Regions from separate parts of the Homo sapiens genome. Here region 2 is linked to region 1. A link is a contact called in ENCODE Hi-C or POLR2A ChIA-PET data. All regions are on one chromosome and are shown on one strand. Each heading gives the region's core, a stretch centred on a gene start or an enhancer-like site at or near the end of the contact. The rest is flanking DNA. Distances are from core to core; before and after follow the strand shown.

Region 1 (6,860 bases), core at 1,838-4,337:
AAAATCCCTGTGGATTTTGAAGCTTTTGAGTCCCCAGGATGACTAATTATTATGCAGTTTCCTCAGAAAGGGAATCAGAAGATAAGGCTTTGTAAGAATTCAGCCCTAATGGCTGGGCACAGTGGCTCATGCCTGTAATCCCAGCACTTTGGGAGGCCGAGGCAGGAGGATTGTTTGTGCTCAGAAATTTGAGACCACCCTGGGTAATATATTGAAACCTTGTGTCTACAAAAAAATTTAAAAATTACCCAGGCATGGTGGCATGTGCTTGTAGTCCCAGCTACTTGGTAGGCTGAAGCAGGAGGATCACTTGAGCCTGGGAGGTTGAGGATACAGTGAGCTGTGATTTGGACCACCACACTCCAGCCTGGGCAACAGAGAAAGATCATGTCTCAGAAAAAAAAAAAAAAATTGACCCTAGAGTGGTGTTTCTCAAAATGTGTTCCACGAACCACTGGTGGTCAATGATGGTCTTCTAAGTGGAAGGTTTTAGAGAAAAAGAGCAAGAAACCCATACATCTCAAACATTTGAAACTAGTGATTTGCACAGAAATAGTGTTGTGGCCTTAATAATTGTGTGGCACACGGACTCCAGGGACTACAGTGGGTTCTTGTCTAAATTCAGGCAACAAGTTGTTATTTTCTATTTTATTTTATTATTATTATTTTTTGAGATAGTCTCACTTTGTCTCCCGGGCTGGAGTGTAGTGGCACGATCTCGGCTCAACGCAACCTCTGTCTCCTGGGTTCAAGTGATGCCTCTGCCTCAGCCTCCCAAGTAGCTGGGAGTACAGGGGCGTACCACCATGCCCATTTTTATTTATTTATTTTTGAGACAGAGTCTCGCTCTGTCACCCAGGCTGGAGTGCAGTGGCATGATCTTGGCTCACTGCAACCTCCGCCTCCCAGGTTCAAGTTCAAGCGATTCTCCTGCCTCAGCCTCTGGAGTAGCTGGGATTACAGGCAGGCACCACCATTTCCAGCTAATTTTTGTATTTTTAGTATAGATGGGGTTTCACCATGTTGACTAGGCTGGTCTCGAACTCCTGACCTCATGATCCGCCCTCCTCGGCCTCCGAAAGTGCTGGGATTAGAGGTATGAGCCACTGTACTTGGCCGACAAGGTGTTATTTTCTGATATTCTTCCTTTGTGTGTTATTGTGTACATTTATTACATTTGCATTTTCAGGGTTGGCTATTGTGTTGCATTAGATCCCCGAATCACAAAATGGATCAATGGCTCAAAAGCATGGAAGTTGTGATTAAAAACTAATCTAATTGCTACAATTTACAATAATGTCATCAAAGTCAATATTGACTTTTAAATATTGAGCCCAGTGCACGTATAGTATAGACATGCATACCGGAATAAGTGATTGTGAGCCAAAACCCGAAAATATCTAGAAGGTATTATACTCCCTGACAGGTAGGTTGTATTGGTTCTGACATGTATTTGTCCCTAGTGTGCTGCCCATTCTGAAACTTTATCAAACAGTCGCATGAACCTCTGAAAGCTTTTGTGTTATTTTCTTATTTATTTATTTATTGAGATGGAGTCTTGCTCTGTCGCCCAGGCTGGAGTGCAGTGGCATCATCTTGGCTCACTGCAACCTTTGCCTCCTGGGTTCAAGTGATTCTCCTGCCTCAGCCTCTTGAGTAGCTGGGATTACAGGCGCGCACCACCACGCCCAGCTAATTTTTGTATTTTTAGTATAGACGGGGGTTTCACCATGTTGGTCAGGCTGGTCTCGAACCCCTGACCTCATGATCTGCCTGCCTCAGGTAAAGCAATAGAGATTTCTTAGAACAACTGCTACATGTAGCTTTCCTATTCAAAAGTGATTAGTGTTGTCACCGAATACAGAGGAGACAGCAAAACCACAGTGACATAAATCAAAGGTGCTTTTTAAAGTAGCAAAAGTAGGTACAAGTCACATAATTTCCAAGAAGCTTGTAGAAATGGCAGTAGAGTTCATACCTGTATTGAAAGGTTGCTTTTGGCTGCAAATAATAGAAAAAAACAAAAGCATGTAAGAGCAGACAGAAGACCTTTACTCTGCAAGAGGTTCAGGTGCAGGTTAGTGTTTAATGCAGAGTCTCAGCATTGACAGATTCTTTCTGATCTTCCAATTGATCGTCCTTGCGGGGGCGGTTTAGTTCTTTCCCACTGACTAGGATTGGGTCAAATTCCATCCCCTTGGTTGCATGCAGTGCTGAGAAGGTGAGCATGTGCTTTTCACAGGCTTAATAAAAAGAGGTAGCTCCAGCCAGGTGCAGTGACTCATGCCTATAATCTCAGCACTTTGGGAGGCAGAGGTGGGTAGGTCACCTGAGGTCAGGAGATTGAGACCAGCCTGACCAACATGGCAAAACTCTGTCTCTACCGAAAATACAAAAATTAGCTGGGCATGGTGGCAGGTGCCTGTAATCCCAGCTACTTGGGAGGCTGAGGCAGGAGAATCGCTTGAACCTGAGAGGTGGAAGTTACAGTGAGCTGAGGTCATGCCACTGCACTCCAGCCTGGGGGACAGAGTAGAACTCTGTCTCAACAAAAAAAAAAAAAAAAAGAGAAAAAAAAAGGAGGGTAGCTCCACCAGCCAGGAAGGTGGCAGCGCTGGTGGCTGTTGGATAGGCTACCTACAGTGTCTGGCAAATACTATGCTTGAAGACTATGCTGTGAGCAAGATTCCTTTGTGAAGGAACAGCTTGGACATTGTGTATGTCAGAGGTATACAGCAGAATAGCAGTGACTAACGCTTGTGTGGGAGAGCAAGCATGTCACCTCATACTTGGAATAAGTCACTGCCATACAAAGTCTGAATCAGCTTTCATCTTTGTGCAACACATGTATGTGGGAGCTTTTCAGCTGCTGAAACCTCTAGTGACAGAAAAGGAGGTTTTGTTGTTCATTTGTAATTAATGTTAATCCTATGAGTGGTGGGAGAGATAGTGAGGTAGGAGATCAGCAGGACCTGTTTTCTGGTCACAACCCAGCTAATCAGAGCATGATCTGGTCAAGATGGGATGCACTAAAAAAACAGCCCAAACCAGCAGATGGCCAGGAAAGCAAACTCTCATTACCCTCGCCACTTATTAGCATAAAGACACTCCCACCGGTGCCATGACAGTTTACAAATGCCATGGAAACACACCATAGCAACGGTCAGCAAGTTACCTCATATGGTTCTGGAAACTCCCCACACCTTTTCCAGATAGTTCTGAATAACCCACCCCTTAATTTGCATGTAATTAAAAGTCGGTATAAGTACAGTTAGCCAGCAGCCCACTGGCTGCTACTGTGGGCTCACTGCCTATGGGTTGTCCTGCTCTGCAAGGAACAGCTACCTTGCTGCCACTGCTGCTTCAATAAACCTGCTTTCTTCCACCACAGGCTCGCTCTTCAGTTCTTTCCTGAGCAAAGTTAAGAACCCTCCCGGGCTAAGCCCCAATTTTGGAGCTTGCCTGCCCTGCATCAGTAGAATGGGCTAACTACTTATGGTGCACTCAGGCTAAAGAGGCTGATGCTTGCAGGGCAGTATTCACAGAGCACACGGTAGTTCACGGGATGCCTCTCACCCTTGACTCAGTGCTTAAGAAAGGAGGGAAAATGGTGAACATGATCAAATCATGGCCATTGCCTATTCATCTTTTCAGTGTTGTATGGAGGAATAGGCAAGTAGGAGATTGCTTTTCACATTAATGTCAAAGAGAAAGATAGTTACTTGGAACTTAAAAAAATTAATTGTGATAAAATATACATAACATAAAATTTACCATCTTAACCATTTTTAAGTATAGCCAATCTCAAGAGCTCTTTCTATCTTGTAAAACTGAAACCCTATACCCATTAAACAACTCCCAATTCTCCCCTTTCCCTAACTCCTGGCAACCACAATTCTTTCTGTCTCTATGAATTTGACTGCTTTGGCATGTCATAGAAATAGACTCATACAGCATTTGTCTTTTTGCGACTGGCATATTTTGCTTAGCATAATGTCCTCAAGGTTCACCCATGTGGTAGCATGTGTCAGAATTCCTCTCCTTTTGAAGGCTGAATAATATTCCATTGTGTGTATATACCACGTTTTGTTTATCCATTTGCCCATCAATGGGCATTTGGGTTGCTTTTTTTGCCTCTCATGAATGATGAATATGGGCGCACAAATATCTCTTCAAGACCATGCTTTCAATTCTCTTGGGTATACACCCAGAAGTGGAATTGCTGAATCATATGGTAATTTTTTTTTTTTTTTGAGACAGAATCTTGCTCTGTTGCCCAGGCTGGAGTGCAGTGGCACAATCAGAGCTCACTGCAGCCTTGGTCTTCTGGGCTCAAGCGATCCTCTTGCTTCAGCCTTCCGAGCTTCTGGGACTAAAGGTGTGTGCCATCATGCCTGGCTAATGTTTTAAAAACGTTGCCAGGCATGGTGGCTCGTGCTTGTAATCCTAGCACTTTGGGAAGCTGAGGCAGGTGGATCCCCTGAGGTCAGGAGTTTGAGACCAGCCTTGCCAACATGGTGAAATCCCGCCTGTACTAAAAATACAAAAATTAGCTGGGTGTGGTGGCATGTGCCTGTAGTTCCAGCTACAGGCAGGAGAATTGCTGGAACCTGGGTGGCAGAGGCTGCAGTGAGCCGAGATTGCACCACTGCACTCCAGCCTGAGTGACAGAGTGAGACTCTGTCTCAAAAAAAAAAAAAATTTTAGAGATGGTGTCTCACTGTGTTGCCCAGGCTGGTCTTGAACTCCTGCCCTAAAGTGATCCTCCTGCTTCCGCCTCCCAAAGTGCTGGGATTACAGGCATTAGCCACCATGCCTGGCCTAGCTAAATTGTCTTTAATGTCGCATGTCTGCAAAAAACACATCTATAAAGCTAGAAAAGTTGAGCATCCAACTTTTTATGATTTAACTCTCATGACCTGGCAATTTTTCTAGCAAGGAGCCTGGGCTGGTGGTTTTAGGAGAACTGAGTGAAAAAAAGAAATACATTAACTAGATTGGATGCAAAGTGCCTGCTGGTCATGGGTGTTTTCTGCTGGCCCCTGTTCATCTGTGCCTGTTAGCCCACCCATGGGTGAGTGGGGCAAAGTGGCCAAACTGATTCTTAAGAGAGGCATACATGCAGAATCCAAGTTAGTCATGATTTCGTTTCTAGTCTGAGTGAATGTGTGTCCAGAATATTTTATAAACTTTATCAGCTCAGAGGGGAAAACCTGTCTCCATACTACGTGGTTTATACAAAGCTGTCAGGAATTCAGCATGATGAAGAAATGCACAAAACAAGTGTGAACAGATAAGTAAAAGGATCTACTGAAAATCTTCAGGGTAGTATATTGTGTGACAGGACCAAGAATTTGAAGTCAACATCTGTATTTGTGCCCTCTGGACAAAGGTATTATCCCTGATGATATAAAAATTAATTTTGGGCTGGGTGTGGTGGCTCATGCCTGTAATCCCAGCACTTTGGGAGGCTGAGGAGGGTGAATCGACTGACGTCAGGAGTTGGAGGCCAGCCTGTATCGACTAATAATACAAAAAAATTAGCTGGACATGGTGGCGTGCACCTGTAATCCCAGCTACTCAGGAGGCTGAGGTGGGAGAATTGCTTGAACTCGGGAGGCCGAGGTTGCAGTGAGTCGCACCACTGCACTCTAGCCTGGGCGACAGAGTGAGACTCCGTCTCAAAAAAAACAAAATTAATTTCGAGGCCAGGTGCAGTGGCTCCAGGTGCGGTGGTTCATACCTGTAATTCCAGTGCTTTAGGAGGCCAGAGGATTGCTTGAACCCAAGAGTTCGAGATCAACCTGGGCAACATAGTGAGACTCCATCTGTAGAAAACAAACAAACAAACAAACAACAACAACAAAAAAACCAGAGGTGGGAGGATCACTTGAGCCCAGGAGTCCGAGGCTGCAGTGAGCTATGGTCACGCCACTGCCCTCTAGCTTGGGCAACAGTGCCAGACTCTGTCTCTTAACAACAACAACAACAAAAATTAATTCTACTTTAACTGTCAGTTTCATGATATCCTTCTATTAAGAAAAACCTTTTCTATCTGATGAACTATTGGCTAGGTTTTCTTTCTCTCTGCTTTTGACTAATGCATTTAATTACTTTCATTTGCAAACTCTATCCTTCTCATCAACTTTGTATTTTAGATGTGTCTATTGACAGCCTGGCTTCCCTCAGCGATCATTATGATGATCAAAGTAGATGAATAGGTAAAATTCAATGCAAATATTCCAGGGCATCTAATCCATACCCCAAATGGAAAAGGGGAGAATTGGAAGCCAGCAATTTGAACACATTACTATGGATGTATTTTTCTCATGCGGGGGAAAAAGTGATTTGGAGAGAGAGAATTATGAATGCATGTGAAGAATAAAGCCAAATTTCCTGGGAGGAGGGGAAGACCAGGAGAAACAAAACCAAATCCTGGCTGTGGCCTCTAAGGCATGGGGACCTGGAGTTATGCTCTCCAGGCAGACACAGCTCATTCTGGAGAAAGGCTGCAAAAATATTCTCCTTCACATTGATTTGAAAACAATTATTAAATTCTTGTTTTCTTATTTATCTAAGTGTAACTTTTTAAAACTTACTGAGAGAAGACGGGCACGGTGGCTCACTGCTGTAATCCAGTACTTTGGGAAGTCAAGGCAGGTGGATCACCTATGGTCAGGAGTTCGAGACCAGCCTGGCCAATATGGCAAAACCCCGTCTCTACTAAAAATACAAAAATTAGTCAGGTGTGGTGGTGTGTGCCTGTAATCCCAGCTACTCGGGAGGCTCAGACAGGAGAATCACTTGAACCTGGGAGGCAGAGGTTGCAATGAGCTGAGATTGCACCACTGCACTCCAGC
Region 2 (6,719 bases), core at 667-3,166, 91 kb after region 1:
TTATTTATTGTAGAGATGGGGCTTCGCCATGTTGCCCAGGCTGGTCTCAAACTCCTGGACTCAAGTAATCCTCCCACCTCAGCCTCCCAAATGCTAGGATTAGAGGCACGAGCCACCCAGCCTGATCGTATTTTGATTTTAAAAAAATTAAAACGTTTTTATGGGCCCCTAAATGTATTGTGGGCTCCAGGCGCTGTGCCTGCTGTGCCTCATGTATAGGTCAATCCTGGAGCGCAGCTGGAAGACGGAACACGGGAGCTAGATCTCCATCGCTTACAGGCTGCGTGATCTCGAACACTGGATTCTTTATTCTGATCGCTCAGAGAGGACTCGAAAAACGCCGCGTAAATCTTGCCTCACTGGGCATGTGGTTGTCAGAGCCGCTCTGACCCGCCTCACCTCCCACTCGCAGGTGGTGACGGCTCTGGGCCGCGCCTGGCACCCCGAGCACTTCGTTTGCGGAGGCTGTTCCACCGCCCTGGGAGGCAGCAGCTTCTTCGAGAAGGATGGAGCCCCCTTCTGCCCCGAGTGCTACTTTGAGCGCTTCTCGCCAAGATGTGGCTTCTGCAACCAGCCCATCCGACACGTGAGCCCCGCCCGGCCGCACCGAGCCCGCCCTATCTCACCAGGAGAGCTGTGGGACGGGCCTCCACCGCATGGGTCCCGCCCCACCCGCGATACCCCACTCCACCCCTACCCCTTCCCCTTGGCAATGTCCACGGCCCCTTGGACTCCACTCTTCCTTTCTGACCCCCACGTTCCTAGTTAGATCTTCTCCCCCTCCCCCCACGCATGCCTTAGTCCAGTCACCCGGGTTCCGCGCGGGAGAGGAAGGCGCGAAGGCACGGAGGCCGCGCTGAGTGCCCTCTCCCTCCCTGCAGAAGATGGTGACCGCCTTGGGCACTCACTGGCACCCAGAGCATTTCTGCTGCGTCAGTTGCGGGGAGCCCTTCGGAGATGAGGGTGAGAGTGAACTCGACTCCCATCTTAAAAGCTGCGGGTCCCCTCGACGTCTCGCCCCAGCCCCTCCGACCTCCGGAGTCCTCAGGGCCATGGTTTTCCTTCTGCTCTCTTCTGGCCCTGCCCTCTCCTACACAGACTCCGGACCCGAGCCCTCCCCGCTCTGTCCCGCCATAGACCCGGCTCCTCCTTCCCCAAGGCTCCCTCGGACTGCCCCTCCTTCGGCCCCAGATCTCAGGTCTTGTGGGTCCCCCGTCCCGCCCGCACCCTTTGCTTTCAGCCCACTCGGTTCCCTCTCCTAGGTTTCCACGAGCGCGAGGGCCGCCCCTACTGCCGCCGGGACTTCCTGCAGCTGTTCGCCCCGCGCTGCCAGGGCTGCCAGGGCCCCATCCTGGATAACTACATCTCGGCGCTCAGCGCGCTCTGGCACCCGGACTGTTTCGTCTGCAGGGTGCGAGCTGCGGGGCGGGGCGTTGGAGGGGCGGGTCAAGGGTACAGGGCTGTGGGGCGGGGCCTTGGAGGGGCGGGTCAAGGGTGCAGGGCAGGGGGCGGGCCCTCGGGGGGGCGGGTCACGGGAGGTGCTGCTAGGAACCTCGGGTGGGGCGAGTTTTCCGGGCAGGGTCCCACCGGACGGGATTCTTCGCGTCTAGGGCGGGCTGCGGGGTCCCAGGGCGTTATCCGCTAGTAACGCGCGTTGTCTGGCAGTGGCCGCTGACCTGTCTGTCCTCTTTCGCGGCTTCCCTTCCCCAGGAATGCTTCGCGCCCTTCTCGGGAGGCAGCTTTTTCGAGCACGAGGGCCGCCCGTTGTGCGAGAACCACTTCCACGCACGACGCGGCTCGCTGTGCGCCACGTGTGGCCTCCCTGTGACCGGCCGCTGCGTGTCGGCCCTGGGTCGCCGCTTCCACCCGGACCACTTCACATGCACCTTCTGCCTGCGCCCGCTCACCAAGGGGTCCTTCCAGGAGCGCGCCGGCAAGCCCTACTGCCAGCCCTGCTTCCTGAAGCTCTTCGGCTGACAGCCCGCTCGGCTCGCCCTCTCCCCCGGAGGCCGCGCCCTCCCGGAAAAGCCGGGTCCTCCAGACCCCGAGGCCTTGCTCTCAGAGCGGGAGGCCCCACCCACTGGAGAGCCCCGCCCCTAAGGTACTATGAGTCCTCAGGGGTCAAGTTCAGAAACGGCCCAGCCAGACCTAAACCCACACGCCCACAAAGTGGATTGCACACAGACAAGAACTCCCGTGCGGGCCTCCACTCTATTCCCACCCTTGAGGGAGCCCCCTTACTGGGGGAGGGTCCTTGCAATTCCAGCGAATCGGAGGCCAGGCCAGGACGTCCTTGCTCCCTGCACCCTCACTGTTCTGTGCACTTTTTCTACCTACATAAACACACGCATTCCACCTCTCCCTGGTGCTGTCTCTGAATGCGCGCAGGAGCTTGGCCCTGACTCCCCACCCCCGCGCTGGCTCTGTCCCCGGCCGTCTCTAGGTCACTGCCCTGTGGCCGCAGCGGGACCTGCAGCCTCAGCCCTTGCAGGTAGCCACTCCTGCACTTCCTACTTCAAGTATCAGATGAGCCTGAGGCTGGAAAGTGTGGCGACTCGCGCAGGACTGTACAGATAGTGGCAGAGCCAGGACAAGAGCTCCAACTGGGGCCCCACCGAATATTCCCGCCCTCATTACTCTTTCTTCAGTTCTATATTTTGTTTTGTTTTGTTTTGTCCTAAGAGATGAGGTCTCACTTTGTCGCCCAGGCTGGAGTACAGTGGTGCCATAGCTCACTGCAACCTCGAACTCCTGGTCTTGAGCGATCCTCCCGCCTTGGCCTCCCAAAGTACTGGGATTGCAGGTGTGAGCCACTGTGCCCGCCCTTCCCTTTATTCTTGAAATAAGCGCTTACAGTGGTTCATGCCTGTAATCCTGGCACTGTGGGAGGCCAGGGCGGGTGAATCACTTGAGGCCAGGAGTTTGAGACCAGCCTGGCCAACATGGGGAAACCCCGTCTCTACTACAAATACAAAAATTAGCTGGGTATGGTGGCACACGCTTGTAATCCCAGCTTCTCTGGAGGCTGAGGCAGGAGAATCAATTGAACTTGGGAGGCAGAGGTTGCAGTGAGCCGAGATCACGCCACTGCACTCCAGCCTGGGCAACAGAGCGAGACTCCGTCTCAAAAAAAAAAAAAAAAAAAAAAAAAAGAAAGAAAAGAAAGGAAGAAAGAAAGAGAAAGGAAGAAGGAAGGAAGGAAGGAGAGAGAAAGAACTTAATCTGCTCCCCTCCTGCACTGCCTTTGGTTCCCAGATTTTTTCTCCTATTAAAGGGCCTTGAGGGATGGAGCTCTATTCAGAGTGCCAGCTGTGCTCACCTTTTGGTTCTGGGCACTAAGGTACAGCTTCCCTCTTACTATTGACCCACAACATCTTGGATCACCTGAATGTTTCATGTAGTTACGGCCTCAGCTTAACCCTTTCTCACTCCCACCCCCAGGTGTCCCAGTCAAGGCAGAACAATCAGCGCACTCAGAGCCATTACTTACTGTCCCTGCTGGCCTGTCTGCCACCACCTGAGGCTTCTCCCGGCCTAGCCCTGTGCTGGGTGGTGCTGGGTCCAGAGATGAGTCAGGCTCACTGCCCTGGAGAGCCCCAGGCTGAGGAGGCAGATACCTGGACAGAGGATGACACTTGGTGTGGCCAGGTTGTGACTGAGGGAAGCACTGGGGGCTGTAGAAGCCAGAAGGTGGCTTCTTAACCCAGACTGGGAGTCAAGGGATGCATCCTGGAGTAACTGACACCCAAGACCTGAGCCAAGTCCTAGCAGAGAAGGATGGGGCCAGGGGTTTTCAGGTGTGGAAGATGGAGCCAAGGGTTTCAGGTGTGAAGAAGTTCAGGTTCCATCTGAGTCCCTAAGTCCCAGGGTGGTCCCCTGGGTCTAGACTCTAGGGACCTCTGGTGCTGGAAATGATAGGTCCTCAGAGCCCTTTCCAGCTCATCAGGAAGAGCTAGAAGCCGCAGGGAGCATGTATGGGCACAAGGAAAAGGTGAGGCGTCCATGGCCCCAGCCTCTCCCAGGCCCCCAGATCTCTTCCTCTCTAAGGCTCCTCTCCCATGGTCTTCCCAGGTCTCCTGCTCTTCCCCTTCCACATATTCTCCCCAAAGAATGTACCCCCAACCCCAGCCTGTAATCACCTCCCTATCTTGAGGATGCCCAAATTGGCATTCATTCATTCACCAAATATTTATTGAGCACTCCTGTGCCAGGCTCTGGGGAGACAATGGGGAACCAAGCAGCTATGACCCTTGCTTTCAGGGAGCTGAAGTCTAGTAGCGGAGACAGATGACAGCCAAGTACAAAGGTGACATGCGTGATGAAGGAGCGGTACCTTCCCGACCGCCTAGCTAAAGCCAATGCTTCCCTGGTTTCCGTGCCACGGCCCCTCCCTAGTTCCTTCCTAGCATGCAGTGCTCTTGCAAGTAGGAGTTTTTGTTTTTGTTTTTTTGAGACAGAGTTTCGCTCTGTTGCCCAGGCTGGGGTGCAGTGGTGCCATCTGGGCTCACTGCAACTTCTGCCTCCTGAGGTTGAACCTCTGGGTTCAAGCGATTCTCTTGCCTCAGCCTCCTGAGTAGCTGGGATTACAGGCTTGTGCCACCACTCCTGGCTACTTTTTTTCTGAGATGGAGTTTCGCTCTTGTTGCCCAGGCTGGAGTGCAATGGCGTGATCTCAGCTCACTGCAACCTCTGCCTCCCGGGTTCAAGAGATTCTCCTGCTTCAGCCTCCCGAGTATCTGGGATTAGAGGCATGCACCACCACACCCGGCTAATTTTGTATTTTTAGTAGAGACGGGGTTTCTCCATGTTGGTCGGGCTGATCTCGAACTCCTGACCTCAGGTGATTCACCCGCCTTGGCCTCCCAAAGTGCTGGGATTACAGGCGTGAGCCACTGCACCCAGCCCTAATTTTTATATCTTTAGTAAAGACGGGGTTTCACTTTGTTGGCCAGGCTGGTCTCGAACTCCTGACCTCAGGTGATTCCCCTGCCTCAGCCTCCAAAAATGCTGGGATTACAGGCATGAGCCACCACACCTGGACCTTATTGTTTCTGGCTTCTGTCTGATTCTGCAACCGGAACAGAAGCTCCCGAGAGCAGGCAGTGCATTTGTTTTGCTGACCATTTTCTCCCTGGTGTCTAGAACAGGTCCAGTACATAGCCAGTCTCCATACGTGTTTGTTAATGAAGGAAGGAACCAGGAAGGAAGGAAAGAGAGAGAGTACAATGGATGAAATAGAGAACTAAGTTAGGGGAGGTGGGGAAGAGATTACTTTCACCAGGTAGTAAAATGTAAGGTCTCAGCTGAGAGCCGAACATGGAGAAGGAGCCAGCTGTGCAAGGCGCCAAGGAGAGCATTCCCGGCAGACAGGAAGCAGGTGCAAAGGCCAGGGAGGAGGAGAGAGTCTGATGCCTTGGAAGAAAGAAGGCCACTGTGGCTGGACTGGAGCCAGCAATGGGGAGGCCAAAGAGGAAGGAGATGTCACATCATGAAGGCCTTTGACGGCCGTGGTGAAGGGACCTTATCTGAAATGTCTGTAACACACACGTGTCCTCTGACACTTGGCACTGGATTTCTCTCAGGCACTTTAAACTCATCACCCTCTGAAGCAGACACTGTGGGTGCCCCACCCATATACCTGCATGGCCCACCTTGGAAGTCATATACTGTGACAGTTTCCAGATACCCTGACTTGCAGCTCCTTCTGGAGTTTCTTGTCTGAGGCTGTTCTTGGGAGGAGGGAGTGTGCTCCGTGTTCTCAGCAGGCCTGAAGTGTGTGGACATTTCTGCAGCTTTTAGCCAGTGACAGACACAAATCAGGGAATAGATACCCCAACCACCTGGCCCCTCAAGGAACATTGCTATGGGGTGTTCTTCACAGTGTCTCAGAGTGTCCTTTTTGGGATGAGGCTCCAACTGCTCTTTGTGGTAACCTGACAAATGACACACCCTTACGCCAGGCGTGGTGGCTCACACCTGTAATCCCAGCACTTCGGGAGGCTGAGGCAGTTTGGCTCAGGATTTTGAGACCAGCCTGGGCAACACAGTGAAACCCCATCTGTATAAAAAATACAAAAATTAGCCAAGTGTTGTGGCGTGCCCGTAGTTCCAGCTATTTGGGAAGCTGAGGTGGGAGGATCCCTTGAGCCCAGGAGGTCGAGGCTGCAGTGAGCTGTGATCACACCACTGTACTCCAGCTTTGGTGACACAGCAAGACCCTGTCTCAAAACAAAGAAACACATGCTTTGTTGGTTTTTCTCCTTGTTTCATTTCTCTTCCCTACACCATCACAGTCCATACTGGAATCACCTCCTCAGGAAAGTCGTTGCACACAAATTCTCATCTCAGGGTCTCCTTTTAGAGGAATACAAGCTAAGGAACTCCTTCATCCAAACTCTGTCATATTACACTCAAAGCATTTTTCTCTGTTCCCCATCTCCGGGATGACCATCGCTGCCATAATCAGGCAGGACTTTCCTTCGACTGTCTCCTGACATCCAAGTCTGGTCAATTCTTCTAGAAAGGTAGACATACAGATATTAACCAGCCTCTCCCTTCTTGAATCCAGTCCTGTGCTGAGAAATGAGACTCCAGGGATGAATCAGATCAGTCCTGCTCTTTTTAATTTTTATTTATTTATTTTTTAAGAGATGAGGTCTCACTCCGCTGCCCAGGCTGGTTTCAAACTCCTGAGCTCAAGTGAGCCTCCTGCTGCAGCC

The links. A loop is a pair of places that touch in the nucleus more often than their neighbours do. ChIA-PET counts read pairs that join two places held with the same protein, here RNA polymerase II (POLR2A). Pooled maps may share reads with other maps.
Region 2: a loop to region 1 is called in a pooled map, with 2.3 times the contacts of the local background. The contact joins two enhancer-like sites. A Hi-C loop is called at or near these places in 1 of 50 pooled maps. POLR2A ChIA-PET finds 5 or more read pairs at or near these places in 4 of 52 experiments (MCF 10A, PC-9 and activated CD4-positive, alpha-beta T cell).

The regions. Positions count from the first base shown.
Region 1 is chr16:31,383,649-31,390,508 of GRCh38, forward strand. No RefSeq gene overlaps it. Among named protein-coding and RNA genes, the nearest start is that of ITGAD, 6.3 kb to the right of the region's middle. Within about 2 kb of position 3,088, at least 7 of the 41 ENCODE cell types and tissues checked have a DNase peak (open chromatin) inside an H3K27ac peak, as active enhancers do; they include PC-9, where a contact is called at or near this core.
Region 2 is chr16:31,475,600-31,482,318 of GRCh38, forward strand. It overlaps TGFB1I1 (transforming growth factor beta 1 induced transcript 1), which reads left to right. Exons shown (of 11, transcript NM_001042454.3): 8 at 413-586; 9 at 882-963; 10 at 1,263-1,411; 11 at 1,711-2,359. The coding sequence ends at 1,977. Among named protein-coding and RNA genes, the nearest start is that of SLC5A2, 4.2 kb to the right of the region's middle. RefSeq lists enhancers at 1-679, 680-1,411, 1,412-2,144 and a silencer at 1,438-1,527. Within about 2 kb of position 1,917, at least 14 of the 41 ENCODE cell types and tissues checked have a DNase peak (open chromatin) inside an H3K27ac peak, as active enhancers do; they include PC-9, where a contact is called at or near this core.